Linked DNA regions of Mus musculus: all the other regions are linked to region 3. The links are chromatin loops, found by intact Hi-C in ENCODE. Cell type or tissue: heart. All regions are shown on one strand. Links, peaks and the distances in the headings refer to the core of each region. The heading gives the core; the rest is flanking DNA. Region 1 overlaps Otof (otoferlin). Region 2 overlaps Otof (otoferlin). Region 3 overlaps Fam166c (family with sequence similarity 166, member C). Region 4 has its middle 9.3 kb from the start of Adgrf3.

The links. Peaks named below come from ENCODE experiments on the same cell type or tissue, not always from the same donor. Only the 100,000 strongest peaks of a DNase experiment are listed, where the experiment ranks them.
Region 1: it touches region 3 in a loop (8-fold over the local background); 18 of 42 quality-filtered maps call a loop at or near these places.
Region 2: it touches region 3 in a loop (4-fold over the local background); 9 of 42 quality-filtered maps call a loop at or near these places.
Region 4: a loop joins it to region 3, with 5 times the contacts of the local background. A loop is called at or near these places in 19 of 42 quality-filtered maps.

Annotation. Positions count from the first base shown.
Region 1 is chr5:30,418,833-30,426,868 of GRCm38, forward strand. It overlaps Otof (otoferlin), which reads right to left. Exons shown (of 47, transcript NM_001286421.1): 4 at 2,144-2,243; 5 at 569-747. Among named protein-coding and RNA genes, the nearest start is that of Otof, 39 kb to the right of the region's middle. In heart, for the core only: a CTCF peak has its summit at 4,903; no DNase peak of the experiment used is centred there; H3K27ac peaks cover 324 bases.
Region 2 is chr5:30,387,228-30,395,263 of GRCm38, forward strand. Otof (otoferlin) reads right to left here. Exons shown (of 47, transcript NM_001286421.1): 10 at 7,415-7,477; 11 at 6,894-6,978; 12 at 2,545-2,704; 13 at 1,392-1,578; 14 at 1,007-1,193. Among named protein-coding and RNA genes, the nearest start is that of Otof, 71 kb to the right of the region's middle. In heart, for the core only: a CTCF peak has its summit at 4,428 (motif pointing right); no DNase peak of the experiment used is centred there; H3K27ac peaks cover 294 bases; H3K27me3 peaks cover 235 bases.
Region 3 is chr5:30,478,287-30,486,322 of GRCm38, forward strand. Fam166c (family with sequence similarity 166, member C) reads left to right here. Exons shown (of 4, transcript NM_029285.1): 2 at 2,099-2,369; 3 at 3,790-3,902; 4 at 5,582-5,801. The coding sequence ends at 5,726. It overlaps Cib4 (calcium and integrin binding family member 4), which reads right to left. Exons shown (of 7, transcript NM_028483.1): 7 at 7,298-7,481. The coding sequence ends at 7,451. Among named protein-coding and RNA genes, the nearest start is that of Fam166c, 16 kb to the left of the region's middle. In heart, for the core only: CTCF peaks have their summits at 4,214 (motif pointing left) and 4,413; no DNase peak of the experiment used is centred there; H3K27ac peaks cover 379 bases.
Region 4 is chr5:30,211,016-30,219,051 of GRCm38, forward strand. No RefSeq gene overlaps it. Among named protein-coding and RNA genes, the nearest start is that of Adgrf3, 9.3 kb to the left of the region's middle. In heart, for the core only: a CTCF peak has its summit at 4,062 (motif pointing right); no DNase peak of the experiment used is centred there.

The DNA.
Region 1 (8,036 bases), core at 3,516-6,015, 59 kb before region 3:
TGTAAGATGTGAATCTTAGACACAGAAGAGCCTGGACAACAGAGCGGTGGCCAGGTCCTGACCAGGACTGTCAGTCTCACGCTGGCAACAGCAGGTCTCTGGCTTAGGGATCTTTTCACTGGGCCAAGGTAGAGGTCAGGCTGCCAGGGGGCCTGGCTGACACTGTGGGTCTTAGAACATAGAAACCAAGGCCTCTCCCACTCTCTTTTCCCATGTCTCCGATGAGGGCAGGAGATCCAGTTTCCCCCTTATATTAGATCTCTGTCTCTCTCTGTCTCTGTCTCTCTGTCTGTCTCTGTCTCTCTGTCTCTCTGTCTCTCTCTCTCTGATCTTTGCTTCCCTCAGGACTGGAGCAGGCCTGGCCTCTCATTCTGGCTAGAGCCTCTGGTTGAGAGGCAGGTGAGAGATGGTGTGACCATCTTTCCAACTCTTAAATATTTCTATAACAGCTCAGCTCTGCAGTCTGAGCACAGCCAGGCCTGGAGGGCCTTCCAGGGCACGGGCTCCAGGCACCAACTTCCCAGGCCTTTTGAGAGCAGTGGGCAAGAAGAGACGGCCAGCCTGTTACCTGCGAAAGCTCTTCTCGCCAGATATCCGGGTGCTGGGTCGGGAACCAGGTAGCAGCCCATCTGTCTCCTGGCTGTCCTTCTCCTCCTGGAGGGATTCATCTCCCAGGAAGTCTCCATCATCCCAGGGGCCCACAGTGCCATCTGTGGCCTGATACCGGACCTCCATGCTCAGGCTGGTCTGAAGGGAGAGGGACAGTGAGCAGTTGCGCAGGCAAGAGCAGTACCCTGGTGCCTGTGGCATCTGGGAGGCACTTTCGCTCCCTATGAAGACTAGGTGAGGACCTTCCCACCTCAGTTTAGATGAGAGAATAAGGCTGAGTAAGATGGATGGTGAGGTGTCAGCTGGCTCAGTGAGACCCTGATTCTGTTGTACCTGACTCTCCTCTTCCCAGGCGCCCAAAGACTAGGTCAACTCCTCATCCTTAGAACCTAGGCACAAGGGGGCTCCTCTGACAAAGTGGTACAGTTAGCTGAGCATGTCTTCTCAGAGAAGACCCAGCCCTGGGCTTCCTACAACCTTGTGCAGTTAGCGTTTCTTCAACTCTTCTGAGGATTTAACTGATAGCCTAGAGAGGGGAGTCTTGGGGAGCTGCCTTGGTTTTCCCTCTGGAGAAAGTGGAACACCACATCTGGGTGCAGATGTTAAACAGAACCCAGGTGGAGGGACCATGTCTAGAAGGCACAGCCTTAATTTGCATGGGGGTAAAACTAAGGTAGGAGATAAACGCTCTTTATACACCACCTAGCATTCTAAGCACCTTCTTTGTATGCCCTTGACCCCCTAGAACAAGCCTGTGAGGCTGATATACGTTTGCTGACCTTGCAGTTGCTACACAGATCTAACCAAGAATCCTATCCATGGGTCAGGCTCCTCACCACCTTGCTGGCTGCCTGTGAGTGGCCACAGAGGACTTGGAGGGTAACTCGGGGACGTACATGCCCATGCTGATTTGATCAGAAATGGACAAATGGAGCAGAAGCATTTTCTGATCCTGATCCTGAATCTCTAGATTGATCCTGCCTTAGAAGGGCTGGCAAGGGTCAATCTAGCCATTGGATGGTAAGAGGTACCTCTAATCCCCTCCTGAGCTGGATCCAAATGGAGACACACATCAGTGGGGGGCAACCTTCTTAACCTCACCTGGCACATGGGAAAAGTGGAGTATCCACTTGGCATAGACCCATCCACACCACAGGGTTTCTAACACCAGCCTTCATACCAATCAGCTCTGGCAGAGCCTCCCTGGTGTCCCCTGCTGCCTCCCTTGTCAGTCATGGAGCATTGTCTAGACCAGTGGTTCTCAACCTGAGGGGTTGTGTGTCAAATGACCTTAAGACCACAGGAAAACACAGATACTTACGTTACAATCCATAGAAGTAGCAAAATTGTAGTTATGAAGTAGCAGTAGGAATAATTTTATGGCTGAAGATCACTACAGCATAGTGAACTGTATTGAAAGGTCACAGCATTAGGAAGGTTGAGAACCATGGTTCTAAACCCTCGTCTGTGGGAGATGCAGCAGGCTCCTAGGTGACTGGGTGGTGGAGTGTCTGGGACTGTCCAACACACTTACCTTGATGATAGCATTGCTGTCATCCATCAGCGTGTCGGTCACCTCTACCCGATTCTCCTCCACCACTTTCTGCAGCACCATGCAGAAGGTCCCTATCAGCCTGTGAGTGGCAGAAGGGACATTGCCAGCGCCAGAGCAAGGCTGATCTCAGTGTCTGGCTGGCACAGAGACCGAGAGAAACATGAAAACCCTAGCCTGGTACTGGAGACAGTAGCCCAGTAACCTGAGGTTATGAGATTGTCTGACCCCTTAAGTGTCCCCTGGAAATGAAGAAGAAAGAATTCTAAGTGGTGTCCACAGATAGAGATGGGGAACGTAGCACCGGGACTGCAGCTGGTCCCCTGCAGTATGGAAGCTTCCAGATGCCATAATGGAAGGTGGTGGGAAGGCATCGAGGCTTCTGATGATGGTGGTGGTGATGGCGGGGGTGGCAGTGTCAGGGTGTGTGTGTGTGTGTGTGTGTGTGTGTGTGTGTGTGTTGGAGACTGAACTCTGCATCATACTGGACAAGTAAGTGATTGGCCATTGAGCTACAGCCCAGCCTAGACCTCTAGCTACACAAGCACTCCTTTCTTCTACTTCCTGACTGGAGTAGAGGCCTCTAGCATCACCAACACCACACATACATCCACCCCACATTTGCTGTGCATAAGCTCCTGGGACCACAGAGTCCCCCCTAATTCAGTTGTATAGCGGAGACAAGCACAAAGAATCACACCAGAGACAATCTCTGCAGCAGAAACCCAGCTCGGATGCTTCCATGGGTGGTGTCTGCCCAGGGAAACTCACCTAAGCTTTCTTGTCTTAGTTTTCTTCTAAGCTAAGCTAATGATCTTAATTTCACTTCATAAATGACGTGCTTGTCCCCCCGACACGCCCTCCACCTGATGCTCCAATTGTTACTTGTGGTCTTCACAGGACAGCCTGTGTATTCTATATTTAAACTCCATCTGCGGTTCCCCACACACCAGGGTCCTCAATGGCTGAGCAGTGGTGGGTGCCTGATCAATGCTGAGACTGGAAAGCTGTTGCCCTGGGAGGGATCAGAGGACTCAGAGAGATGCCTTCCTGCGGTACATCCACCTGGACCCACAGAGAACTCATGCCATTTCCACAGAAGTGACAAAGAGGTTCAAGGAACACACAGTATGTGAAACTTGGAAGCAATCTGGGGGACACTTGTGCTACTTGAAGTTTGTAGAGAGAGGTGGGGCCAAGAAAGGGGACAGCGACGCAACTAATTAATGACAAATATGAGTGAGTTCTGACAAAAACATGCTTGTTGCTTATAAAATACTAAGGGAGAACACTGTTTTGTTTGTTTGTTTGTTTAAATTCTGAGGCTAGGAAGATAGTTTAGTGACTGAAATGTTTGTCTCATGAAAGTGAGGACCGGAGTTTAGATCCCTAGTATGTCTGTCTGTCTGTCTGCCTGTCTGTCTGCCTGCCTGTCTGCCTGCCTGCCTGCCTGCCTGTCTGCCTGCCTGTCTGCCTGCCTGCCTATCTGTCTCCCTCCCTCCCTCCCTCCCTCCCTCCCTCCCTCCCTCCCTCCCTCCCTCCCTCCCTCCCTCCCTCCCTCCTTCCTTCCTTCCTTCCTTCCTTCCCTCCCTCCCCCCAAAAGGTCAGGAGCAGAGGTGCTCATCTCTAACTCCAGCATGAAGAGGCTGAGATAGGTGAGCCCCAGAGCTCATCGATGGCCAGGCAGTCTGGCACAATCAGTGAGCCCTGGTTTCAGTGAGAAACCCTGTCTCAAGAAATGATGAGGTAGATAGAAATAGAGAAAGACACCCAATGTTGACGTCTTGCGTACATGTGTGCAACACAAGCACATATGTGCACACATGGGGTGGGAGAGGAAGAGGAGACATACATTTGTATACACATGTGCACATATACACATGAACATGTATGTCTCCCCCTCCAGTCCTCCCAGCTGTGTCAAGAGCACACAGTGGGAACAGCTGTAAGAGATGATTCTGACATGCTTGCCCCCCAAGCTCACGGCCTCATTGAGTCGCACGTCTCCCATCCCCCCGTGCTAAGTTAAGACTTAGGGGTTTTTGATTCTTCCCAGAGAAGTTCCATAGAAGCTTCCAGTCCCATCTTGGGTTCTCGTCACTTTGCAGATACACATGGTGGGTGGGTGGAGCACTGAGTCCTGAGCTGGGGTCCAGGAGATCCCAAGTCACTGCTAGGGAGTTTATGTCCTGTCTTTATAAAGAGAAGGGGTAGAACACCAAGTTGGTGAGATCACAACAGTCAGCAGTGGGCATGAAGGAACGCACTGGCCTTGTAAAGGCCTCAAGTGCTTGGCTCATCAGTGGCATCAATGGAGTCTTGGGGATGCGCCAACTCCTCATAGACCTGCTGTCACTGCTGGTTTGCAGCATTCACTGGTTTCTGCAGTGCATACACTCACAGCACACCCAATTTTAATATTCTAACAGTTCCCCCAGAGGGATCTGCTGACTCTGCAGGCTACACCTTTAGGCTGGAGGTGGCGGTGGGAGAGCCCTGAGTATGTGCACTTTCAAGCACGGTGATGCTGTTACTGCCACTTGGGGCACACATGGAGAAGCTGTCCTACCCTGAGCCTTTGCTGACAGGCTCTTGTGAGTCCTTGTCACCCCAGTAAGCCCTGCCAGGCAACTGCTGAGGGCTGGAACTCAGGCACATTTGTTCTCAATCTGAAACGCCCGAGAGTAGCCAAAGGAGGTGCCTAGGATCTACTAAGGTGCTGCAATGTTACAAAACACCCCCCAGGGGGCAGGAGGGAGCCATTCCCCTGCAGTTGCTGAGAGAGCCTCTGGTGATGTCTTCTACATTTCTTTTCCTTTACAGTCTGAGATCCTAGACTCGGGAGGGGCTTGGGAGGAGAACTTGGCGAGTGCGAATCCTTGAAATGACCCCTCCCATCAAGCTTTCAAGCCTCGTCCAGACAGGAAATGGAAGGCAACACCAGTATTAATACTGCAATCTGTTTCCACTGCTAGTCCACACCTCACTGCCTGCAACATGCAGCAAACCGCCCTCCTGGCCAATCTCCCATTCCTTGCCCCCTGGGTCAAGCTCTAAGGACATGTGATCTGTCATTCCATAAGGGAGGAGGCATAGACTATGGAAGAGTTCTGCTCTGGAATCAGATGTAGCAGTCCCTCAGGGGGCCTTCACCCCCGGTAGTTATGTGATGGTAGCTAGTTCTGCAACCTCTGCAAGTCTTGTGCTGTTTTTTTTCCTCTTAAAGATTCTGATGCCATCTCCCCCCACCCCCACCCTCCATGCTGGTGTGGAGATCCAGCTCTGTATTGCTGCAGGCCCTCTGCCTCACTGTCTCTTCTCCTTGCTATTGTGTGTGACCTGCATTTAGAGGGCTCAGCCAGGTCTGGTCTTCTCTGTTAGGTGAGCGCTAGCAACAGAGCCAGGCTGTCACTGACCCTTGAAGATCTTAAAGTGGTGGTGTGGTGATGGTGGTGGTGGTGGTGGTAATGCGTGTGTGTGTATAAAACAGCTCCCCTTTCCTCAAAAAAATAAACATGAATAAATAAAAGATCGTAACCCATAAAACAATAAAGTTTTAAATGGACAGTTGATATCTCAGTAAAGAATTTTTTCAACCTACTGTCTAGCTGGGTCTTGGTTCCCCAGGCTGACCACACATCCCTTATGTGGCCCTAGAAGCACACCCATTAGAAAGAGGGCAGCCCTCATGGAAACCCTACAGAGTAGCCTGGGAGAAGCCAGAATTATCAGGTAGGTGGGCAATGGGGAGGAGGCCTCAAGTGCAGATGGGCTCACAGACTGGCCACAGCAGAGCACCAACTGGGCACCAGAATCCTGTCAATAATTTATCGTCCTCCCCTGGGAGCTGGTGTCAAGTGCCCCGGGCTCAGTCCGGCTGCCACTGTGCTCCTGGCTTCTGAATTATTCAGAGCAGCTGGCATTCTTGGTGGAAGGAGCCATTGCCCCTTAAAGTCCTGGTAAGGCTACACAGGATACATAAAACCTCTTCCTAATATGTTTTCATGAAAGTTCCAGGTTTCTTGGAGAAAGCCCTGGTTCTAGGACACTTGGGGACCTTATGGTCCCTGGCCAGCAGCTTTCCACCCTTGTACCATGTCTTTACCTCCTGGCAGTCCCTAACACCACTGGACAGAACCAGATAGTCCTCTTCTCTAACTCCAAGGTAGGAAGCCCTGAGCCCCCACCTAGCTCCAAGCACCTTACTCCAAGGTTGGCCTGTGTCTCTTCTTCACATCTTAGGTCTTGGCCAAGAGTGGCTTGAATGGTCATCCTCCACCAGGCCTGGTCCCATGTGACTTTCCTGCTTTCTCTTGGGTGGGGGAAGGGAGGGCACAGTTAGGAGATAGGCCACTTTGCTCTATCTTCCCTCTGTTTTGCATTTAGGAAAACCTAAAATGAGCTTTAATGTTTGGTAGATTCACTGTGTGGTCATCCAATGCCCCTTAAAATTCCTCAATCTTTTACTTTGTCTATAGCCGGAATCCTGATGGATCCAGGCTCTCTGCGCTTCGGTGTCTGCTCTGGCAATGCCCACTGTGGCGAATCAGCAACCTCTTCTTCAGATTCTTCTGCAGCATTCATGTGCTTTGGCTGCTGAGAGCTACAGAGGGTTAGAAGAGGAGGTGGAGGACATATGTCCTGCCCCTGCTCTCCTGGAGTCTTCTCACATGACCTCCATGTGCCTCTGAGCCTCAGTTTCCCTTTTTTCACAGTAAGGGTTTTACCACTGAGCTCCTGAGAGCTCTGGCATCTGTAGACAGGCCCTGGGTGGAGTTCTTTGGTTCTCTCCCCGGTTTCTGAGTCTGCTTTCTTCTGTATCCACTCAGTCTGCACTGGGCCCTTCTCTTCTCCCTGTTTCCCCTGCCTTATTAATCACAGAGTGTCTCACACCAAATAAGAAAGCCATATTTTATCTTGGGGATGCTTTCCTTATTATTATTATTATTATTATTATTATTATTATTATTATTATTATTATTATTTTGTAGAACCAGAAAAAGCTGACTGAGTGATGCCACCCTTTGGAGACAAAGAGAAGGCTTCTGGCCCTAGCCATACTTTCTGTGGTCCTGACAGCAGGCCTGAAATCTGCTCTTTGAGGTTTATCTGTTTGGCTCACCTCCCCCAGTGGTGGGCACTGAACATTTCCTTAGAGAGCACAGATGTTTGAGAGTTCTGGCTCTTCCAGATGTCTGTTCTCCTAGTGACACAGCCTGGTTCTTGTGTGCCTCTCCTCTTCCCATGACAAACGACTTCTGGAGGACAGAGCCTTGCCTTGATCCTCTTTTTAGCAACAGTCATGACTAATGCAGAGGGTGAGGAGATGGGTAAGTGAATGGATGAATGAACAGAAGGGTGAATGGAATGGATGTGTTTAATGGATGAATGGATAGGTAGGATTCATGAATAGGTAGGATTCATGAATGGGATGGGACAGATGGATGAATGAAACAATGGATGAGCAGATGAATGGACATGTGGGTGAGTAGCTAAATGTCCCTAGGACTTCCTCTTGAGGTTTGCATCTACTTGCTATAAGGAAAACATTAGAGTGTTCACTCCAGACAGCCACAGCTACTGGAAAGAGTAGACCCTTTGCCTCCCCTGTTGAGATCACCTCTAATGTGATCCAGGGTTAGGTCAGCTTTCTGTGTCTACACTCCCTTCCTACTGCTGAGTCCCGCAGAGGCTTCACTGAACTAGCGCTGTCACATCTTTTGGGACACCTTACAGTTCAGCCATGATCATAGGAGCAATGGATTTTTGACTCCAAGGCTGAGTGTCTCATCTCACTTTTGTTTAACCACCATCCCAGCACCTTCTAAAATGTGTACGTCAACCACAGAGAACGGGGCTACTTGGATCCATCAGC
Region 2 (8,036 bases), core at 3,413-5,912, 90 kb before region 3:
TTTGGTTTTTGGTTTTTTTTTTGAGTCAGAGTTTCTCATTGGCCTAGAGCTTGGCAAGCTGGCCAGGCTGGCTGGGATTTAAGGAACCCCAGAGATCCTGTTTCTGCCTCCCTAATGCTGGGCTTACAAGTGCCATCACTCCTTGATACACAGACAGACAGACAGACAGACAGACAGACACACACACATACACACACGTAAACATAGGCTCTGGTATTTAAGCTCAGATCCTCATGACCCATTTCCCTAGCTTCTGTATTTAATTATTTGTTAGTTTTGTAAACAAAGCATTAAACAGATGAGCCACAGTTCATATATAGAACTTGTCATTTAAAGTGCACATTTGAGTGGCTATCGTATGCATGTTCAGTATGTTGTGCGCCCATTGTCATACCCTGTCATACTTGTGGCCACCCTAAAGAAGCCCCACTCCCCTCAGCAGGTGCTTCTGACCACCCTGTCTTTGTTCCTGGATGCACAAGCCTATTTTCTGTCTGGAGTCACTTCTTCTGGGTATTTCCTATATATGGAACTGTACTGTAGGCTTTATTTCTTCCGCCTGCTGTTCTGGTCACTTGGTATCATGTCTATCTGTCTGGACGTATTAGGGGGCACGGGAATGGCATTTTGTCTCCCTGTGTTCCTGGATTCTGGGTTACAGTCAGTTCCACAGGCCTGTAGACAGGTGTCACTGTTCTCATCAGTTACCAGTAAAGACATGGAGATCACATACACAGAGCACGTGCACCTCCCTGTATGAAAACTCTCATTTTCAGTTGGTCAATGGGGAAACAGGTGCAAAAGCAGCAGAGGTAATCGCTAAATCCAGGCAGCTCCCAGGAGTTTTGAATTATTACGTCCCTGTTTTCTTGAGGCAGGGGCTACAAATGAAACCCTTAAAAACCCTGTCTGGCTGGGGTCGGAGGTGGTGTGAGGGAAAGGGGCCTCAGTCATGTTCCCATCATGCCCCATTCTCCTCTGGATACAGCTATGCTATGCTGCTGACCTTTGTCTCCATCGTTGGAAATCTTGCGCAGGTCGATGAAGTGGGTGCCGATGGCCACATCATTGACCTTGTCAGAGTCCCGGATCTGCACCTTCATGCGTTTGCAGAGTGGGGGGAACAAGTCTGTGAAGACGACCTGCTCATTCCATAGCGGCTCATAGCTGCTCTTCTGCACTGATGTTTTGCCCTGGTGGGAAAAAAGCCATATTATGTGTGCCAGTGTGTGTGTGTGTGTGAGCGCGAGTGTGCCTGCATGTGTGCATGTATATGTGCATGTGTTTTCCAGCTGGGGGTTTCAGACTCCTCCTGGTCTGCCCCTTCCTCCCATCCCTCACCTTTACTCCGAGCCCACCATCCCGGCCTTCAGCACCTCCATCCCCAGTACCTTTTGTCCAGCAAAGAAGACTTGCACATAGGGGTCGACGAGGTCCTTGTTCTCACCGATGAACGCCTTCTTCACGTTGGCCATGAGGCTTGTGTTCATCCGGGGCAGTCCCTCTGCTCGGTAAATTTTCACATAGAACCGTGCCCACTGCCGTTCGGGGGGCACGCCCTCGGGGAGCAGCAAGTTCCTATGAGCACAGGCAGCATGTCATCTCCACTGACAGGCTTAGAGAACCCTCTTTGCCTCTTAGGTCCTTAGAACAAGAGCTATGCAAGGATTATGATGGGAGGAGAGGCAGAGCGGATGGTGGACAGGGAGGAGATGAGACAAAGCAAGTGAATGCTTGCATATGTGCTCTGTCTGTCTCTCTGTCTCTGTCTCTGTCTCTGTCTCTGTCTCTGTCTCTCTCTCTCTCTCTCTCTCTCTCTCACACACACACACACACACACACACACACCATCTTAGCAGCTGCCTGGGGCTTAGCATAATCTGTGAAGGACAGCATGAGAGGACCCAGACTATGATTAAAGATACTAATTCATGCACCTATCCATTTTTAGAATTCTGAGAAACACTTTCCAACAGAAGGAGAAGCCCCAGTTTCTTCCTCGTTAAGGTGGCGGTGATGCTAACAGCCACATCTCAGGAAGGCAGTACATAGGCTACAGAGCTTTGTAAACTGTAATGCGGGATGCTAAGTGTGGCATCAGCTTTCACAGCTCTGTGTCTTCCCTGAGACAAGAACTTCCAGGAGCTGTCTCCTCTCCCAGCCCATGGAAGACCAGGCCCAGGCACGTTCTGAGAGTCCAGACAATGTCCCAGAGTGTTTCTCAGCAGCCACTATCTGTGGCCCAAGATTGGCGCCCTGAGTGACATCTCATCTGAGTGCATGGCATGGACCCTGGCAGCAGGAGGACTTCTAGTCGCCAGCATCTCTTCTTCCCACCAGCTTTCTCAGCCGGAAGTCTAGATGTCAAAGCACTACCTTCCATTAACCCCGGTGACCACATTGCCTTGGGCCCCAGAGGAGAGACTGGCAGGGTGAAGTGTGGAAGTAAGGGGGCTAATGGTAAGAATTCTGGGTTCAGACCACTCTACAAGCTTCCTTTGGGGGAACTTTGTGTTCAGGTCTCTAGGGGAGATGGAGCCTCACCCTTCAATGTCGTCCTCATCCGTCTCGTTGGCCTTGTGGGGTGTCTTGATGTTGTCTCCCTTGCCCACCACAGCGACATCACACTTTACATAACCCTTCAACCCAGCAGAGATGTCATCGGGGTCTGACAGGATGGCCCATTTGTGATGGAACTGGTGTTCTGCAGAGGTGGAAGGGCATTGCATTTACCATCTATCCCAGGATTCCACAGGGCGTCCAAGCTCAGTGCTTGCTAGGGCTTGCAAGCTCAAGGCTGCAGGCTCAGGAGACTCAAGGCCATGGCTCTGGTTGCATTCAGCCAGTGAAGACAGAGGGCCTCTGCAGGCAGAGGGCTGAGCGAGACCCTGCCCAGGAGCAAGTGTCAGGACTCCGAATTGCTTCCAAGTCAGTTTCACAGCTTGCAGTCTCTGCTGTGGTCCCTGCTACAGCTGGCCCCCATAGCTGCTAGATAGGGCCTACTATAATAGAGGCTTTACCTATCATGTTCTTCCTTTCAGCCCTTCTGAGTCTCTCCGTGTCTTGAGGTGAAGCCAAACATGTGGCAATGCTACTCTCTTCCCTGCTTGGTCCCACCACCCCAGGACTGTCCAGGCAAAGTACCCATTGCTTCCTGAGCTTACACAGAGCCAAACTCTAGGTCATTGTGTCTGCTCCGAATGTCCTCGCCTTCTTCCTCCTCCTTAGTTAGCTGGAAAACGGATCATTTTATCCAAGAGTCTCCTCTTCCATGCAGCGTCCCCTGACCCCTTCAGAGGAATAGGCCCTGACCTCTCAGTGCTCACAGGGTCCCGTGTGCATGCCCCCCACCACAGAAATCACCTACGCAATGCCTGTCTCCATGTTGAGACTGGTGCAGAGATTAGCAGTGTGCCTTCTGGTGTCCCCAGGCCACAGGACAGTGTAGAGAAAGGTACAAGTGTCAGCAAAGGAGGCATTTTAGGAAGATTTGTCCCCACTGGGTTGATTTTAAAGTTAGTGATAAGGTACGAGGTGGGGAGACCTGCTTAACAGTTTCCTGCAGGAATTGAAATCTGCAGGGGCTCAGAACTCACCCCGCTCCCCTCCCTTCCCACCTGTGTCTTCCAAGGTTCTGAGCCCAGTGGCACCCTCGAGTTGAGGTTGGGGAAGGGAGCAGAATACAGCCTGTGTGTGTGTGGGTCGGCTGGCCCAGCTGTCACGACGGTCATGGCCATAGCAGTGTCAACTGAGAGTCAAGGGTGCTGAGGGGCCAGGAAACCTTAGTGTTTGGAGTCACTGGGGCCCCTCTGATGAGCTGGTGGCCTCAGGAGGAGGGTGCCATAGTTTCCTGGACCTCATGGCTCTGAGCAGATATAAATAGGAAGGAGCTGGCGAGACAGACAAGGGCTGAGTGTGGCTGCCCGCTGGCCTTGGGAATGTATGGGTAAATAGATGGTGGGTGGACTAATTTATAGCAGGGTCTGTTATGTTGTGGACAAAGGAGTGGATGTTTGTATGAGTGGGTAGATGGAAAAGGCATGCACATGGTTGGGTGAAACTGAGTGAATTTGGCAAGGAAAGATCACAATTCTGGCAAAACAGAATTTACCTTTAAACCCAAAAGCTATTGGAAGATAAACCTGAAAAAACATGGCTGAAGATTATAGGTGGCAAAAAATACAGGCGGCAGATTTGGGTCTGACATACATGAAATAGAGTTGGGTGTGAGTGTCCCACTTCTGGTTGGCTGAGGGTCAGGGATGCAGCTGAGGGGCATTTGTGTGGGATGCACACCGGGTTCATAGTCTCTGAGGCCTCAAGTCTGGAGGCTGCAATCTCCAGCTGGAGAAGCAAGAACAACTGGAGAGCCGCGACCAAGGAAAGGGTAGCTCTGGCCACGGCAACTACAACTCATCTCCAGCAGAGGGCAGCAGCAAGCAATTTCCTGCACTTGCAATCAAGCCAAGGTTGGCCATGCCTCTGGAAGGTTACCGGGAGGAGCAGTAAGTCTGGGAGTGGGTTACCCTAGTGCAGAGGCCCACAAAGGCCTGAGCTCAACTTCTGTCTGACAGTTACTCCACAGTAGTTTTGGACTTGGAGAGTCTCGATTTCCTTACTGTCAGACAGGAACAACCACGTCTACATGGATTGAGAAGTTAGACCTACTGGAACATGTCCAGTGTCTGAACCCACCTCCTCCATAACAGCTGCGTTTTCCGTGTAGACCAGACTGGCCTCGAACTCAGAGATCCTCCTTCCTCTGTCTCCTGAGTGCTGGGATTTAGGGGGCACTCCACCACTGCCCTCAGCAGCAGTTTCTCAATCAGAACTCAATCACTGTGGGCACATACTAAGTTCCCACTCTATCTTGGCTGAAGGTCTGCTGATGCTTGGCCTAGCGAGGAGACCATCTCCAGAGACCCTGGCAGCACTCAAGCCTATGGGCACGGCTGGGCTTGTCTCCTGCGAAGCAATGTAGCAAAGTGTAGCTCATTGCTTCCCAGGAGGCTCCCATCCTGTACGGGGCTGTGGGAAGGCCTGGGTATCAGAACAGGCTCTCCCTCTTACTTTAAGGTAAATCTCCTTATCACCTTGGGCCTATCCATCGTTCTTTCTTTTCTTGTTTTTTTTTTTTTTTTTTTTTTTTTTTTTTTTTTTTTTGGTTTTTCGAGACAGTGTTTCTCTGTATAGCCCTGGCTGTCCTGGAACTCACTCTGTAGACCAGGCTGGCCTCGAACTCAGAAATCTGCCTGCCTCTGCCTCCCGAGTGCTGGGATTAAAGGCGTGCGCCACCACGCCCGGCTTGTTCTTTCTTTTCATGAATCATAGTTACAGTACTTACTATATAGCTAAGAATGGCCCTGAACTTCTGATTCTCCAGCTTCTACCTCCCAAGGGCTAGGATTATAGTTGTGTGCCACCACACCTGGATTATAGAGGGCAGAGGATTTAACTCAGCACTTTGGCTATGCCAGGCAAGTACCCCACTGAGATACACCCCCAGTCCAGCTCTCTATCTGGACAGATAGCCTACAGGTGTTTTGAGGTCTCACACATCTGGAATGGTTTGACCCATGAGTTCATGTCTTAGACTCACATCTCCTGATACAAGTCACTGTTACAGTGGGCACCAGCTGAGTGTTATTAGGGCCACAAGAAAATGCCAACTGTTTCACCTACTTCTGAGTGGCTCCTCCAAGCCCCTCCCCATTTCTCTCTGCTCATTGGCTCCTCTGTAAAGCTGAAGGGATGTTACTGTGTCTTTAATTGATTTATGATTTATTTATTTAATTGATTTATGTCAAATGTGACAATTTGGATTGAGATTGTATTGTCACCAACAAAGGGCCTTGTAGGGTAATTATTGATTTCTGAGTAGTTTCACTTCAGGGACATGGATATCCCCAAGTTGGCCACTTAGTGACAAGCCCTCTAGACCAGTGGTTCTTAGCCTTCCTGATGCTGTGACCCTTCACATGGCTCCCCATGTTGTAGTGACCCCCAGCCATAAAATTATTTCCAGTGTTACTTTATAATTGTAATTTTGCTACTGTTGCGAATCATAATGTCTGTGTTTTCTGACGGTCTTAGGTGACCTCTGTGAAAGGGTCATTCAACCCCAAAGGGGTCCCGACCAACAGATTAAGAACTGTTGCTCTAGACCATCACTTGGGGTACCCATACCAACTCTTGGGGTGCCCATACCAACTCTATACAGCGCTGGCCATAGGTACCTGTGGAATTATAATCAGACACAGCCTTTCTTGCCATAGCTGCTCCTAGGGTAACTGGGGTCCCTTGTGAAAAGCGATTTTAGAGCCCAGAGTGCCCCAAAGTTGTGCATTACACTTGCCATTGGTTGTTACCACGCTTAGATTGGGTGGTTCACTTGTTGGATACCACATGCCCTGGTATCCCCCTGACTAGCTGATTGGCTGGGCCAAACCCTGGCACATCTGTGAGTCTCAGGCCTCTTAACTGCCAGGGGGTGATGGGGATTTTGTAAGGACAGCAGGGTCTTTTCTGCTCAGCAGGTGCCAGCCAGAGGCAGTGGGTGGGCACGGCCCCTCCAGGGCTCTCACTGCCCTCTGTATAACTGCTCTCATAGGACACAGGGGAGGTGATGTTCTCCTGTACCACGTGTATTTGAGCTACCTCTCTGTACTGTTATTCCCAGGTCCCTTCCCCCATAATGAGCAAACACCTATCAGACATGGCGCACACGACTCCTACATCTGTGTGTAGAGTGCACACGGTTTCACTGCCACTCCCGTGGCTGCCCTACTCATGGACAGTGGGCTGTGTCTGTGCTCCTTGATGGATGCCAGGAGCCAAATAGCAAGCATGTTCTGGAGCTGCATGCACGAGCCAGTTCTTGAGGGGTTACTCACCAGGCTGGGAATACACAGTCCCCACATCCATTTTGAAGGAACCCACCAGGGTGCCGCTCCGAAGCAGGTTCTTAGAATGGATAACCTTCCAGAGCAGAATCACAAGCAGCCAGTCAGGCTCTGCAGGGAGTAGCCTTTGGGGATGGGGTGTGAAGGGGCAGGGGCAGGGGCAGGGCCCACTGATGATAGATAGTGTTACCTCCATCTTTCTTAGTAAAGTGGGAAGGTATTTGGCAGGGAACAGGGCTGGTTTGCTGAAAGCTCAGCATCAGCCTCTCCTGCCCAACGCCATGCTCCCCTCCCCCCAATGCCGTTACATATATGAGTAGGTTTTACACTTTACAGAGGAATCCAGCTGAAGGGGCAAGAGGGGGTCAATATCCATTCTCTGTTCCCCTTTGGCCAGCCATGCATCCAGGCATAGGGCTGCTGTGTTATGAACAGCACATTACAGGGCCGTGCTGAGGTCCTGCGTTAGTCAGTGTGGTCCTGCCCACTAGCTTCAGCAGCCCTCCACTCACCGAGATCTTGATGATCTTGTCAAACATGACATCAGGAGAGACATGGAAGTCGAAGACAAAGTACTGGGGGGGAGAGAGAGCAGAGTGCTGTGGCTGGCGGCCCCTCCCTCCGAGCAGTGCCTGCCTGTGTCCCTCATTTCCCATGAGGCTCAAAGCTCATGTGGGCAGTAGTGGTGAGCTACTGAGTTCTGAGAGACGGAATGGGTGAAGAGTAGGGCCCCGTCTCCTACCAGGGGATGGAACCGTCTTCTTACTACTTGTGTTCATTTTGCAGGAAGCCCACCATATTTGTAGATGATGTTGTGCTACAATGTCAAAAGCCGAGTACTTGTTTATAGGCTGTGTGTAGAAGAACCCCGACCAAGGAGCCAGCAAATCTGAGCCCTCTGCAAGTTCTGTCCTTTTTGTAGTATAGACTTATACATGTGTTCTTTGGCATAACCCCCAGAGAACTGTAACATAGGGGTGTGGACATCGAGCATCATGTTACAGGATCAAGCAGGCTATGGACTGTGAGGCACACCACGGTGTGAAAGGGCATACAGATAACCAGCAAACCAAGTGCTACCTGGGAAATACACCCCAACCCAGGAAGTGTTCAAAGATAAAACTCAGCGGGTCT
Region 3 (8,036 bases), core at 2,804-5,303:
GGGATTGCTTTAGTCTCAGTCTCAGGGACTTTGTACTTTTAAACATTGTTGAGACCATGAAAGATTATGTGGACTTTTGAAGTTAGACTAAATGCATATTGCATTGTGGTATGGCTACAGGCTCCCAAAGGCTCTTAGATTTGAATGCTTAGTCACTAGTAGTGGAACTGTTTGAAAGGATTAGAAGGATTAGATGTGTGGCCTTGTTGGAGTCAGTGAGGCCTTGCTGGAGGAAGTGTGTCACTGGGGATAGGCATTGGGTTTTAAAAGCCTATACCAGGCCGAGTGTTTCTTCTTCTATCTGCAGATCAGTATATAGCTCTCCATCCCATGCATGCTCCCTGCCATGATGATAATGGACTAACCCTCTGAAACTCTCAGTATGTCCCTGATTAAATGCTTCCTTTTATAAGAGATGCCTAGGCTGTGGAGTGTCTTCACAGCCTTAGAACAGTGAGTGACTAAGACAAAGGTGAATTGAGGGTCTGAGTTCAGTTGCCTAGCACCCACATAAAGTTAAAAATCCAAGTGTGGTAGAATACTTCAATGATGTGAGCCCTGGGAGTCTGGAGGGCCCACAGCACTCACTAGACAGCAAGTCTAACCATATAAACTCCAGAGGCAATGAGAGATCCCGCCTCAAAAAGTCAGGTGGAGAGCAATGGAGGAGCCCAAGAGCCACCTCTTGCCTCCACACATGTCTGCAGTCTGTCTGTCTGCCTGTCTGTCTATCTCCCTCTCCATCTGTCTGTCTCTGTTTCTCTATTTCTCTCTCCCCCTCTCTCTTTCTCCCTCTCCCTCTTTCCCTCTTTCTCTGTAGTGAATGGAAAAGGATGGAGAGACTCAAATGAATGGTCAGGGAAGTGGGTTTAAGTACAAAATAATCAAAAGTGACATTTCCAGAGTGGAGGGGATCTGTCCTCTGCTCTCCCAGTAGGGAGGACAGTCAGACGCTGGAAGGCAGGGAGCAGAGGGGAGTGGTATCTATGTTGGCTGGAAAGCTTTGGTCTGTGTCTGACACTGCTGGGCATCTTTCCTCTGTTAGCGCCATGTAGCCAAGGCTCTCCCATCTCAAAAGGGCCACTGAGTCTTCACGGTCACATCTTCTGACTCTCTTGCTGGGCCTCCTTGGCATCAAAAGAGTTCTTCGTGGGCATTTAGCATCACAGATCAAGGCCCCGAGTCACGTGACTAAGTACCTTGTGAAGCCAAGGGAATGCCAACTGGAAAACAACTTATCTTGGGAAGGACTGCGAGGGCTCTGAGAGGAGCTGGAGGGATAGAGCTGATGTAAATTCAGTACTCGCGTATGAAGCTTCAAAAAGAATTTTTAATTAAAAAGCAAGACCAAAAAGCCACCAACAAAGGAGAGAGAGAGTTTACTGTAGAGCCAAATGTGAGTGCCTGTGGGCCTGGAAAGCAGAGTTAGATTACCCCAAACTTTGTGTTCCAACATGGTAAATGCTGGAAGAAGCTTTTATAGTGACGGAACAAAGTCATGAATCAAGACACTTAAAAAATACATTGGAGGAACATTGAGTAGGTGCTTGAAGCAAAGTTTTCTCTGTTATACGTCCCACATGCTACCTGACAACATTTTCACTGAGCCTTTTGGTTAGTAGAAAATAGGGTTTTAAGTTAGTGCATTCAAAAGAGTTATTAGTCACTGGATATTAGGTCAGACACAGAGTTGGGCAAAGCTTAGGGGGATACAGATAACCTAGACAGAACGCAATTAGGCTTAGGCCCTGCAACATTCAACTTACACCAACTTCTCCCGTTCTAATGGGATGAGCACAGAAGACCAGGGTCAGATGCAGCACCTGAATCTTCTGGCTGCGCTCAGAAAAGCTAGAGGATCCACCTCTGATTTTCCTGTAGGTTCACTGAGAGATGTGTGGGTATTCCGAGGTTTATAGGGATCCAGGGGCCTGTTCGAGTGACTTTCCTCCAAGACCTAAGCATTCTAGTGCTCTTTAAGAATCCTTTCTCAGCCAGAGGGACACAGGGACCCTCAGTCATCAAAAGCCCGCCTGGGAACTAGCCATGGACGTCATGAAGCTGTGTCTTCCTCCACCCCTCCTTGCCGTCCCTACAGGTACAAAGGCCATGTTCCCGGTGTGGCTTCCTCCTTTGGCTCTTCTTATGGCAACACCACCTTCAAGTACTTCCAGGACCTCCGCAACACAGGCTTGGAGAAGAGCTATGCGCTCCTCAGTGGGGGTTGCTTTCCCACCATCTTCTCCCCTAACTCCCCCCTGGTTCTGACTGATAACTCACAGAACTGGGATCGATGGCTGCACCAGCCCACCTACAGCCGATCCAACCAGGACAACGGGCGCACCACTGAGCTCACTAACTTTTACAAGGTGAGCTGACTGCCTGGTCCCAGCCTGGGAAGGCCTATGTGGCCGGAGACAGGGTTGCCTTTTCAGAGTTCCAGGGGCAGAGGCAATCCAGGGTTTTCTACAGCTCTGTCTCGCTCATTCACATCCAATGTAACTGGGGAGTCTTCAAGTATGTCCCCTACCCCTTCCTTCTGCTTCCTGAAGTCTTTGTGACTCTATAGCTTTGTGGTAGAGTTTTTACTTCTCTGATAAAACACCACAACCCAAATCAACTTGGGGCAGAAAGGTTTTCTTTGGTTTACACTTCCACATCACGGTCCACCACAGAAGGAAGCCAGGACAGGAGCTTAAGATAGGAACCTGGAGCCAGGAACCGGGCCAGAAGCCGTGGGGCAATACTGCTTACCAGCCTGCTCCCCATAGCTGCTCAGTGTTCTTTCTTATAAGATCCAGGACCACCTACCAAAGATAGTAACAAACACAATGACCTGCTCACTCCCACATCAGTTAGTTAGCAACCAAGGAAATGTCCCCACAGGTTTGCCTACAGGACAGACATTTCCTCAATGGAGGTTCCCTTTTCCCAAATGACTCTAGCATGTATCAAGTTGACATAAAACTAGCCAGCACGGGAGACTTGCTTACCTCCTACATGAAGGAAAAGGCTGAAAACAAACCCCAAGAGAAATCATACACAAAGGCCCCCCCGAAGTTCCCTTGTACCCACTAATCCTCCACAGCCCCCATCCCTCTAAGAGTGCACCCCACTGTACCAGACTGTCCACGATGGAGAGATGAAGCTGGGGGAACCCAGCCATGCCCCTAGTGCTTTTGATTCTCTGATTTAGCATGCCCACCTGCTGCCCACCTGTGGGAATGAGGTATCGTTTCCCTCTAGGCTCCGGGAGCCCTAGTCCTTGCAGCATCCTCTCTCACAAATACCTTCCCATCCAGGTAGGAAAGACACAGATACTGCCTGGTGTCAGTGCTGGGAACTTGTCCTGAGTGAGGGTAGTTCCCCCGGGACAGGATGAGTAGATGGTCTCAGACTCTGAGAAACCATGGGGTCACATCAGTGTGTCAGTGGGAGGCTTGCTCCCCAGGCTGACACAACTGATACACCTGCTCCAGGAGTGAAGGAGAAGCAGAGCTTAGAGCAGAGCACGCTTGCGTGGACATGGGTGTGCTTAGAGCACGCTTGCGTGGACAGTGTTTAGGTGTGCAGATGCTAAACTGGAATTCCAGACTTCTTAGCAGCCTGGTCTCGTTTACTCTCTGCATCAAAACTGCTGTGTGATGATGTCACTATCCCCAATAGATGGAGGAACGGATTTCACCAGGAACACTGGGGTGGGGGTGGGGCTGCCGCACCCCTGGCCAGCTGTATCTTGGAACAGGTGGTACAGCAACAACCTGCTGTGTGTTCTTTGCCGAGCTGTAGACAGTCCAGCAGCAGCGGAAGTATTACCAAGACAAGACTGGCATTCTGTCCCGTGTTCCTTACTTTGTACTTCCTGTGAAGGAGCCGGACCGGTACCCCCTACCCACCGACCTGTGAGTGTCCCTCTCCTCCTCTCTGCGGTCAACAAACACACATCCACAGGGCATCTCCTCTTCCTCCAGCCCTGGAGCCATGACCCTGAGAAACAGTTAACACAGCCAGTGGTGCCTGCTATTGCAGAGTCCCAGATCCAGCAGCTCTTTTTTGGGGGGTGGGGGGCAGGATGCCAGAAACCCTCATGGGAGGATCAGGAAGTATTTTCCTGACCAGATACATACTCCATAGCCTTTGCTTGTGGGAACTTGACTGCTACTTCCTCTGCAAAGGCCCTTCTCAAAGCTGCACCAGTCCAAACCAGTCCAAACAGCTGCTGCCCTCTGGTGGATGAATGGGACACTACGTGGACAAGGGACAGGTCATCAGCTTGCCACCCATATCCTGTTGTCGTCGTCCCGTCCCCCCCCCCCCCACCTTCTATGGAACCCAGTCTAGGGTATGCTGGGATCCTAGTCTTGCACCAGGGACATGAGATTATCTTAAAAGTCTAACTAGCCAGGTTTTAAAAAGTAAGAAACGCCTTACAGCCCGGCTCTGGTGTCTTGAGAGAGCCCCTCGCCCGCCCCCAGGGAAGACCTTCCCTCCCTCCTGCCACCAAAGCACAGGTTTCGCAAGTTTACTCCCAGGGGCCTTATGGCTGGGAGTGGTAGGGAGGTGACCTAGAGACCAACTCGAAGCCTGTTCCTCTCCCCACTTTTGCAACCCACCTGTGTCTGTCTGGGAGGGGTGTGGACTTGGGAGGTCAGTGGACACATTTGGGTTTCTAACCTTTAACCCCTGCTTGCCTCAAGAGTCCCAGCCTCAGCATCCAGATGTAGATACAGCAGCTGCTCCCACAGAGTTTGGTACACTTTGCCGACACTGTCTTAGTACCTCTAAAAGTGCCTCTCTGTAAGACAGATGGGTCTGGCACATAAGAAAGTAAACTGAGTCCAGCGCAGACCTCAGGAGCTTGGGCGGGTTACCTGATGGTTGAAGACCCCGTCTGGGAAGAGACCTATGTTTGTTGTGGGTCAGCTCAGCCTTTGGGTTGCCTGTGTCTCTCTTGAGCCAGTTCTGAGCCAGTGAGTCCCTTGAAACTGAGCCTTTCCTGGGGACAGGTCTCTGATATCTTGCCATGTATGCCCCCTCTTGAATCTTCAGGTCCTTGTATCTCTTTCTTCTCCAAATTATCCAGTAGTCTGCACTGCTGACCGTGCCATGCCCGATACAGATAGCGTATCTTAAGTGGCTGGGGACGGTCGGCGATCAACTCTGTATCCTGGGGAGTCTCTAGCCTTTCTGAGTTACAGCACCACCATCACCACCACCATCACCTTCACCATCATCACCACCACCATCTCTACCACAGCAGCAGTCAGCATCTCCCATAACGGCTGAGTTTCTCCTCACCTTGCACTAAGTGCTTTACACAAAGAGCTTCATTTACTCCTCAGAACAAGAGGATAACAAGAGGGCAACAGTAGCAGCAGTTCACTGTCACATGGGTTTGTTTCCAGCAGGAGGCAGGGCCAGAATCCAGGTCACTTTTCTCCCGAGTCCTTGTTCACTCGGCAGATGTCACGCTGCCAATGGCTGCAGGGCCACAAAGCTATAGTGAGCACAAGGGTTATGGTGAACATTCCTCCCGCTCCTCGGGGCGCACTGCCTGACGCTGGCCCATCCTTACCCTCAGGCCTCCTCTGAGTGAGAAGAGTAAGTGGAACCTACTAAGATTATCCCCTGACTACAAGAGGACCTACCAGACCTTCCCATCAGGGAAGAGAGTTTCCTCTCAAGAGCGCCAAAGGCGGGACCTTTACTTCGAGTTCAGAGCCTGAAACCAGGTGGTTGACCCCAGGGAACCTTGGCCTGACCAGGCTGGCTTGCTTGTAATAAAATCTTCAGCCACAACCATCCCGTGTGCCTCTCAGTTGGATCTTGTCACCATGCGTGAAGGTGCCCTGAGCACTGGGGAGAGCTAAGCCGGAGAAATCCGAACCAAGAAGCTGTGCCCAGCCACTGTGGGCCATCCAGATGTGCCCAGGTCGAGGCAGGTGGGACTGGGGGATGACTAAGGCCAGGCTCATAAGGCTACCCAGGTGTCGGGCCACTCGGGGACCGAGACCTCCTGCCTGCTTTCACTAGTATAACTGAGAACACACAGCAGTGGCTAGGGTGGGTGGCATGACCCCCAAACAGTTCCCTCAGTGTTGTTACTCAGCTGACTCCCATTTCTCATTACGGAGTCTGGGACCTCGGCCCTACCTCTGGGATGCTGAGAAAGTTGCCCAAGCACACATAGTAAGGAATTAGCACAGACAGGATTTGAACCGGGTCTTTTGGGCTCCTCAGTCCTGGTTTCTCAAATACCACACGCTCATGTGGAAACAGAGGGGGTCTTAGTGATCCCAGGGGCCCTGTGGCGTGGCAGGGAGTGGGGGTGACTTGTACTCAGCTCTGACTGGACAGAGCTGGCTGATTAGGTCTTTATACATACTTGAGCTTATTTCTTGGAGGAGTGAGCTGGGACTAAACTACTCTCAGCGACATGACCTCAGGGAGTGGGTGCCAAGGTAGCAACAAGCTTTGGCAACCTTCGAGGGTCAAAGTATGCTCTCCCAACATGGCTGCTCCAGGGAAACTTTGATAGGGCAGAGGGTAGGGCACAAAGTCCCATAGACCGTTCTGGGAGGAGATCACAGCTGAGGAATGTGTCACACCATTGGGCTCCCCCAACGTTCCACCCATCTGGATTAGATCAAGCAGATTCTGTCAAGTAATGAGTCTCTATTTCAACTGAACAGGGGAGTCAAGACCTAAAGACAGGATTCAAGTGCACACTGTAGCAAAAACAACTCTTCCTTGTAATCAGACCTATCCCCTCCCTCAGATGCATATAGACAAGAAAATCCACACGCACAGCAGATAGCCATCTGGCAGCTCCCACAAGTTCCCATGATGAACTTCTCCTGTGTCCCAGAGTCTCTAGACAGCTGGACCCTAAAGTGTCCCCAGAGTGGCCAAACTCATTACAGGGCTTGGCTGAATGGCAAAGCAAATAGGCCTTAAATGCTGGTCACACATGGTCCCATCCCCAGGGTCCAAGGGTGGCAAGCAGGGCCAAGATGTCTTCTCCATGGAAGGAAGCCAGGCAAGCCAGACGCCAGCTGGAATGACAGCTATGTGTGCATCCTGATCATGGGTGGGTTCCAGAGGAGGGAAGGACGAATATTTCCCTTCTGAACTTTGTTCCATTTGGCTTAGTCTTCTCCTCTGTCGTGGGTCGAGGTTTGAACTCTGTCCTCAAAAAGGTTGCCATGCCCGCTTGCCGGGAGTTGTTGGCAAACCTGAGCCCTAGAAGAAACACCAACTCCCTATGTAGGACCTTCAGAAAGCAGTGGGTCTGGATGGGGGAAACACATATTTACTTAGCAAACAGTACTCTAGAGGTGAAGGATGGACAGAGCTGAGTCATAATTCAAATCAGATTCTACAGTGCCTGGATGCAGGGGGTGTCCAGTAGTCTTCATTGAAGCTGCCGAACCAGCCGATGACCTCCACATCAGCAGCCCCAGAAGTGAATCCGAAAAGAGCTGAAAGAGAGTCCCAGAGCCATCTGAGGTCCCCCACCTTGCCCTATCATGGCCTTTTCTGTAGGCAGTGGTCCCAGCTGGTTCAAACAGTCCTCTCTCTCTCTCTCTCTCTCTCTCTCTCTCTCTGTGTGTGTGTGTGTGTGTGTGTGTGTACATGTGTTCATGAGTGTCAATGAGGGTGCATGTACACATATGCACACGTGTGGAGACCAGAGAGCAGCCCAGGTGTGGCTCCTTAGGAGTCATTTACCTTGTTTCTGGTTTTGTTTGTTTTCAGACAAAGTCTCTTGCTGGGACCAGGGAGCCCAGGGGCCCTCCTGCTCAGCATCCCTAGCCTTGCTATTGCTAGTTTACACCACCACACCCAGCTTCTAATATGGACACTAGGGGTCAAACTCGGGTCCTCATGATTGCATAGCAAGGAGTTTAAGTTCTTTCCCCAATTCCTAAACTTTCTTTAAGCTTCTATTAGCATCACCAGAACACAAAGGGTTTCTGAATTTTTGGGTGGCCAGTGGAAAAAAACAGGAATGATTCAGACAGAGGTGCAGGGCA
Region 4 (8,036 bases), core at 2,930-5,429, 270 kb before region 3:
TTCCAGATGATGTAGCTTATGTCAAGTAGACAAAAACCCAAGCAGCTTCGATGACCAAAACCATACAGATATTGTCTCACAAATGAGAACAGCGGAAGACGCCCCTGTGTCAACTTCTGGCCTCTACAAGTGCTTGTACAGGCGTGTGCATTGGCACACACAAATGCATACACCACATACATACACACACCACTCTGATTTTAATCCCCATCAGTTAAAATGCAGAGAGGAAATGCTCCCTGCTCTGGATGGTACTGTGTCCAGCTGTGCTAAAAGGAGCTGAGGATCCCCTCCCCTCACCAAAACACCAAAGCGGCTGCTAACGTGTGCATGCCGTTCCCATGTATCGGATCCTAGGAGACCACTGGTTTGGAGTTTCCGCTAGTTTCCACTGGTTGGAGAAGAGTCCCTCACAGAGCATCAGTGCCTGCCCTTCAGTGGGATCGCAATGGAGATGTTGGGAGAGGGACATTTAGGGAAGTGGGCAGAGTGGCCAGCGCTGGAGCAGCCCTTCATATTGTTCACCCTGGCATGAAAATGAGGTGGAAAGCCGGGCCTGGTGGAGCACATCTGCCATCCCAGAGGACTGGGAATGGCAGAGGGATCAGAAGTTCGAGTCCAGCCTTGACTGTGAGGCCCAGACACAACAGAAAATCACAGAGCAAGAAATCAGAAGGATGGAAGGTAGAAGACTTAAGACAGCCAGAGAGACAAAAAAGGAAGAATTTTCCTCATAGAGTTTTGCTAAATCAAAGTAAAACAAGCAAAACTCCCTGTGATGGTTTGAATATGATTGGCCCAGGGAGTGGCACTATTTCTCCAAATAGTGGTCTTGTTGGAGGAAGCATTTCACTGTGGGCATGGGCTTTAAGATCCTTTTCTTAGCTGCCTGGAAGCTAGCCTTCTTCTGTTAGCCTTCGGAACAAGATGTTGAACTGTCAGCTCCTCCTGCACCATGCCTGCCTGGATGTGTCATGCTCCCGCCTTGATGATAATGGACTGAACTTCTGAACCTCTAAGCCACTCCAATTAAATGTTATCCTTATAAGAGTTGCCTTGGTCATGGTGTCTGTTCACAGCAGTAAAACCCTAAGACACCCCCATAGTCCACACAATCAGCAGCTCAAACAATCTAGAACTTCAGACTCTCTCCAACAAGACATCTCGTGCATAGCATGATTCCTTAATAATTTTTACTTTTTTCTATCATTTCCAAGAGCCCTGTTACGTCCTAGAGGCGTTTCAGTCTCAAAACAGGGTCCATAAAAGTAGTTGTCTCTAAGGCTGCCTTTTCTAACCCTCTACCACCAGTTAGTTATCCATCCAGCCTGAGCCACAGGAGGAAGGCTCAAAAGTGGCTCTTGACAGGTGCAGCAGCATACACCTACAAAGTCAGTCACTTGAAAAGTCTGAGGCAGGAGAATCCCAAGTTTGAGACCAGCCTGGGCTATATAAAGCAAGATTGCATCTCAAGACAAACTACAAAAATTGTTTTTTTTCATGGGCAACACCCTCCCTGGGAGCATCCTTGAGAAGCGCCACAGTCAGGTAGAAGTCAGGCACAGCACAAGGCCTGTGAAATGGGCGTGTTTAATGTCTTCTCTGGGCATGCACTCCAACCCAGAAGCACTGGGTTTCTCAGCTTTGGGATGTGTATGGAGACTTCATCACATCTGCATGAGTGACTTATTCACCAAATCCCCAGCTCATCTCTGTTCTCCTGGTTGGGCAGAGTTGACACTTCTAAGCTTTTAATTGGAGAGCTGTTTCCCCTGGTAACCAGATGGTCACACTGAGGCTACCCAGGAGCTCTACCTGTCCTCTCAATAGCATATAAAAGGACACGCACCACTATGGGGATTCCTAGGGTTTTACAAGCTATGTGCCACGAAGCTAGGTAGATACCTATGAAACAAAGTGTGTGTGTGTGTGTGTGTGTCACACGCATGCATGCATGCATGCATGCCCACGGTGTGTATTGTGTCACTGCGATTCATTCACTATAGGAGGCCTTGATTCAAATGTCCCATGTCCCACTCCCCTGCCAAACCTGAATATTATTCCTAACATTCCCAGGCTTGACTTTCTAAAGGAAAAGGCTTTACTGCCAGGCCACAAATTTGGAAGAGCATTGCCTGTATAGAGAGGACAGTATAGAGATCAACTTCAAGACTTGGTGCTTGTTTGGACTTGAGTTTTCCTGTGGCTTTTTGTTTATTCCTTTGCTTGCTTTCTGTTTTGTTATTCTGTGATCAACCCTCCTGTTTCAGCTGAGATTACGGAAATGCACCGCCATGTCTGCCTTCCCTCTAACTTTTGAGGGTTCCCCAGGATAAGCTGACTAAGACTATACAGGAGACAAGGTATTAAGATTTATATTTTATCTGGGGCATGGTGGCACACACCATTCATCCAAGCACTCAGGAGGAAAGCAAAGACAGGTGGATCTCTGTGAATTACAGGCCTATCATGGTCTACATGATAAGTTTCAGGGCAGCCAGAGCTATGTAGAAAGATCCTATATCAAAACCAAGCAAATAAACAAGCATATTTATAAGCTGCAAAATTTACTAAGTGAGAAAAACTCCAAGTGTGTCCTTTATCTCTGTCTTAGTTAGGGTTTTACTGCTGTGAGCAGACACCATGACCAAGACAAGTCTTTTTTTTTTTTTTTTTTAAGATTTATTTATTTATTATATGTAAGTACACTGTAGCTGTCTTCAGACACTCCAGAAGAGGGCATCAGATCTCATTACGGGTGGTTGTGAGCCACCATGTGGTTGCTGGGATTTGAACTTCGGACCTTTGGAAGAGCAGTCGGGTGCTCTTACCCACTGAGCCATCTCACCAGCCCCCAAGACAAGTCTTATAAAGGACAACATTTAATTGGGGTTGGCTTACAGGTTCAGAGGTTCAGTTCATCATCATCAAGGTGGGAGCATGGCAGCATCTAGGTAGGCATGGCGCAGGCAGAGCTGAGAGTTCTACATCTTCATCTGAAAGCTGCTAGTGGAAGACTAGGCAGCTAGGATGAAGGTCTTTAAGCCCATACCCACATGACACACCTATTCCAAGAAGGCCACACCTCCTAATAGTGCCACTTCCTGGTCCAAGCATATATAAAGCACCACAATCTCCTGGGTCAAAGTGCTCACACATTTACACACTTGTCTTTTTACAGGGGAGAAAGGGGTAGAGGACATCAGGAGAATAGTACATGATTCCAGGCCTAAGACAAATCTGTTCTTTAGAACGGACAATGATTTGTTAATGATTCTGAGACCAAAATTGAGGACAATGCTGGACCTAAGGTTCTCCAGTGTGCTGACCAACCTGAGTCCTTCTTTTGATTTGAGTTTAATTAATATAAGGTCTGAGAAGGAATGGCGGTGACTGCTTCTTTGTGGGTGGGAGTGGACTCAGACAGGCTTTGTAGATGGCCCTTGTCAGCACTGGGATGGGAGATACACGGAGGGATCTGTTCTGAGGGATGTCTCATGGAGCTTCAGATGTCAAGGCACCAGGCTCTGGGTAGTTGTGACATGTTCTGGAGTGAGGAGCGGGACTGAGGGATCATATGGAAAACCTACAGTTTTGAGGAATTAGGAAACATTTTCCCACAGACCCTGAACCATTTTACATTTCTTACTCAAAGTGCATGGATTCTACTTTTTCTCCATTCTTACCCACACTTGTGTAGACTCCGGAACCTGAATCCAATCTGTTGAGACCAGTAGAAAACTTAGTAAGAAAGGTTTGGCCAGCAAAATGGCTCAGCAAGAAAAGGTGCTCGTATACCACGCCTGATGATCCAAATTCAATCCCTTGGCCCTCATGCTGGAAGAAAGGAAGTCTCACAAGTTGCTCTCTAACATGCATATGTGTATGTTGTTCCAGGCATGTGAACACCCACACCCACACAGAGAGACACACACACACAAACACACATACATTAAATAAATGTGATAACAATAATAACAAAGGGACAAGAGCAGAGTGGACATAAACAAACATTTCCTAGCTCTAGGTCTAATATGTTTGTAGTGACACTGGCTGTTCTAACGCTAGGTGGCACTCAAAGCCCAGGTTTGTACAAATTTTGCTCTCCGTTTTAGAACCTCAAAAAATAGAAGTTTGATGGGTGGGAAGTGTGGAATCCCAGTAAACAGGCAGCTGTCTTCCACTCCGTGGGCAACCTTTAATAAACTCATTCTTCTCGTCACACTGGACTTGCATATATGGATTCTTTGGGTTGCAGGCATCACCCCAATTTGGAGGCAGACATTTCCCTAGGAAAGATACAGAACTGTTTATTACCTGTCCCTGCCCCTAATTTATTTACCTTTTTAAGGGTACAGTGTACTTTATTATATTAGTTCACTATAGTTTAGGTTTTCATTTAACTGGGCATTTGATTGCTTCTGTCTTCTGCAGTTGTAAAAAAAAAATGGCTCTCTGTCATTCTATGGAAAAAACAGAATCATTTTTCCTACCCTCTCAACAATCCACACTGCTGACATCAGATGGGCAGATGCCCACCCCTGATGCCAATCTCAGGGCCCAGGTTGTTTGCTTGTGCTTTTGACCAACTGGCTATCCAAGATTCCCACCTCATCTTCCTTGGACTCAATTAACTTGCTAGAGATATTCTACAACTCAGAATCACTCGCACTCCTTTTATCCATTTATTAGCAGTTTGTGTCATGAAGAGACACAGGAGGCAAGCAATGTGGGAAGATGTAGGTGCTCCTCTCGTCTCTTTGGGTACACCAACTTCAGGAACCTCCACGTGTAGCCTTTGGGAGCTTCCCAAACCCAGCCCCTTTGGCTGTTTCATTATGTTGATATGCCTGACTGAGACGCTAGCCGTCAGGGGTGAGCCTGTACTTCCTCCCTTCCACGGAGGTTGAGGACTGAAGCTGAAAGCCCCACTTCTCTACCATGTCTTCATCCTTCAGGTGACCAGCCCACTTCCTGATCCTACCTGGGGTTCTTCAGCTACTCGCCTTCCCATCAGTGCATCAGGCAGACATTTTCCACGGTCACAGGTTCCTGTTCATTTCTGTAATAACAGCCCTGCCCCCAGCTTGGGTTATTTCACAATGTTATATCACTCCAAAGTGGCTGTGAATGAGTATGAAGCCATTAGCACTTGCTGACGTCAGCAACATGCATTTCTTTATTCCCTTGTGATTCATCTTTCCTCAGTGAAAGCTTACTGAGGGCCTCTTGACTGTTAGACACGGTGCAGGGTACAGGTACATTTGATGCGGCTTTTCCCCACAGATAAGAAGGGTGAAATGGGCATGCATGAGACACCATGGAGGACAGATGGACAAGTCTAGGTGGTGTGGGGTGAGAAATGAGACACCCAGTTTCCTTGGAGTTCTTGAGAAGCAGAGGTAGAATGGTTGTGAGTTTGAGCTTAGCCAGGGCTATGCAGGGAAACCATGCCTGTTTGGTTAAGTTTGAGCCTAGTGTGGTAGAGCACACCTTTAATCCCAGCAATCAGTTGGCAGAGGCGGGTGCTGCTCCGAGTTTGAGGGCAACTTGATCTACAGAGAGAGTAAAAAGTTCCAGAACAGAGCTACACAGGAAACCCTGTCTTGAAAAACAGCACCAAAAGTTTTGTGGAAGAAAATGGACAAGATGAAACCTGAAGGCTCAGACAGAGCTAATCAGCTATATATGAACGAATCCGTTATACACAGAATCTGAGTTATCTGGGGACTAGTGAATAACCCAGATTCCAGGGAGGCTAGGAGCACACGCATTGTGTGTTCATATGTTGTGTGTGTGTGCAGTGTGAGTGTGCACTGTGTGCCTGTATGTGTATGTTCAGTATGTGGTGTGTGTGTGTGTGTGTGTGTGTGTGTGTGTGTTGGAAGGAAAGGCTCTTAAGAACAAGGGGTATGACTGACTGATAAAAATGTGTATGTTTGAGATGTATAACATGATGCATCCTTGTGTAGTGACTGCTTTATCAAACCATACCCGAAGTTACCAGAACTGCTCCACTAAGTCCATCTCAAATGGCTGATCCATGGTCTTATGTTAGGTTATTAAGTTTTCAGTAATTTGTTTGTTTTTGAGTATTATTACACTGTAGCCTTGGTCTTTAACTTAGGGAGATCCTCCTGCCTTAGCCTTCTCAGCACAGGGATGAGCCACTATGCTCAGCTGTTATTTGCTTATCTTTTAAAGTAAGGGGTTTGTTGTTTTTTGTGTTTTTGAGACAGGGTCACTCTATGAAGCCCTGGCTGACCCTGAACTTGTAAGACTTCTGCCTTAGCTCACTGACTGTTGGAATTAGTTATGTACTACTGCACCAGGCTTATACTGTATTTTCTTGCAGTTTGTATTTATTGATATGGCAATATGAAGGGCTAAGGATCATTAATAAATTTATAAGAATGTCAAGATTTTTTGTTTGTTTGTTTGAGACAGGGTTTCTCTGTATAGCCCTGGCTGTCCTGGAACTCACTTAGACCAAGCTGGCCTCAATCTCAGAAATCCGCCTGCCTCTGCCTCCCAAGTGCTAGGATTAAAGGCGTGCGCCACCACGCCCTGCTAAGAATGTCAAGATTTTTAATTGAATATGTGTGTGTGCGGGTGGGTACCCCACATGGGCTAAAAGTATCAGATCCCCTGGCACTGGTTACCAGAGGTTGTGAGCTATCTGAAGTAGATTCTGATAACTGAACTTAGGCTCTCTGCAAGAGCAGTATATGCTCTTGACCACTGAGCCATCTCTCCAGTTCTCATTTATAAAGTTATCTCTGTATCCCATATTCTAGATTATTCAACAAAATATTAATGTTAACACCTGGAGGATCTCAGTTATTGATTCAAAATCTTTTCAAATTATGTTCCTGATTCCTACCTTTAAGGTTAAGTCTCTGTCCAAGAAAGTGTATCTCACACTTTCTCAGGAGGGGAGGAGAGCAGAAGGCTGGAGCAAAGAATCTGTCATGCAGGACGGTTCTGGCTCTTCACAGGAAACAACAGTAGTAACTCATTGCCCGAACCATGTATCACTTTAGTTTCTATCTCTTCACAGTCACTGGGCTATTTGTAGCTAGTAAGTGCTTACTATTCAAGGAAGATGCATGAAGGAATCATGAAGCCTTTACCTTTACACATTGTTTCATATTCCTAAATCTTATTTCCTAAGTATAAAGCCAGCCGTGGTGGTCTGAATATGCTTGGCTTAGGGAGTGGCACTCTTAGGAGGTGTGGCCTCTTTGGAGGCAGTGTGTCACTGTGGAGGTGGGCTTTGAGACCCTCCTCCTAGCTGCCTGGGAGACTGCCACTGTGCTCCTGGCTTCCTTTGGATGAAGATGTAGAACTCTCAGCTCTTCAGCACCATGTCTGCCTAGATGCTGCCATCCTTCCCACCATGATGATAATGGACTGAATCTCAGAATCTGTAAGCCAGCCCCAACTCAATGTAGTCCTTTATGAGTTGCCTTGGTCATGGTGTGTCTTCACAGCAACAGAAACCCTAACTAAGACACAGTCCAAACTTGCATTCTGGGTAAGCAAGCTCCATAGCCTTGGGCCCCCACAGAGCTATTTCAGAGCTGCACTTAGTAGATATTTGTGTTGCCAATCTTCTGGTTTCAATCACCGCCCTAGCCTTCTCAGGAATCTTGAGGAAAGCAGTCCATGGCAAAACTCCCTAAAAACTCCCTGCCCTCCATGGCACCACGAATGGCTCCTTATTTAAAAGGTGTTTTTTACTCCATTTGGGTGCAGCTAAAATGGGGAGGAAGATTCGGGGAGGGCACATAGGTATCAGTTACTTCTTTGTTCATAACATACAATTGCTCAGTTACTCTGAGCGCTTCTAGAAGGCTGAAAACTAAACTGTCCTGTATACAGCTTTATCTGAGATCGGTTGTTAAAATTCTATTCATAGCTGGACAGTGGTGGTGCACGCCTTTAATCCCAGCACTCAGGAGGCAGAGGCAGGCAGATTTCTGAGTTCGAGGCCAGCCTGGTCTACAGAGTGAGTTCCAGGACAGCCAGGGCTA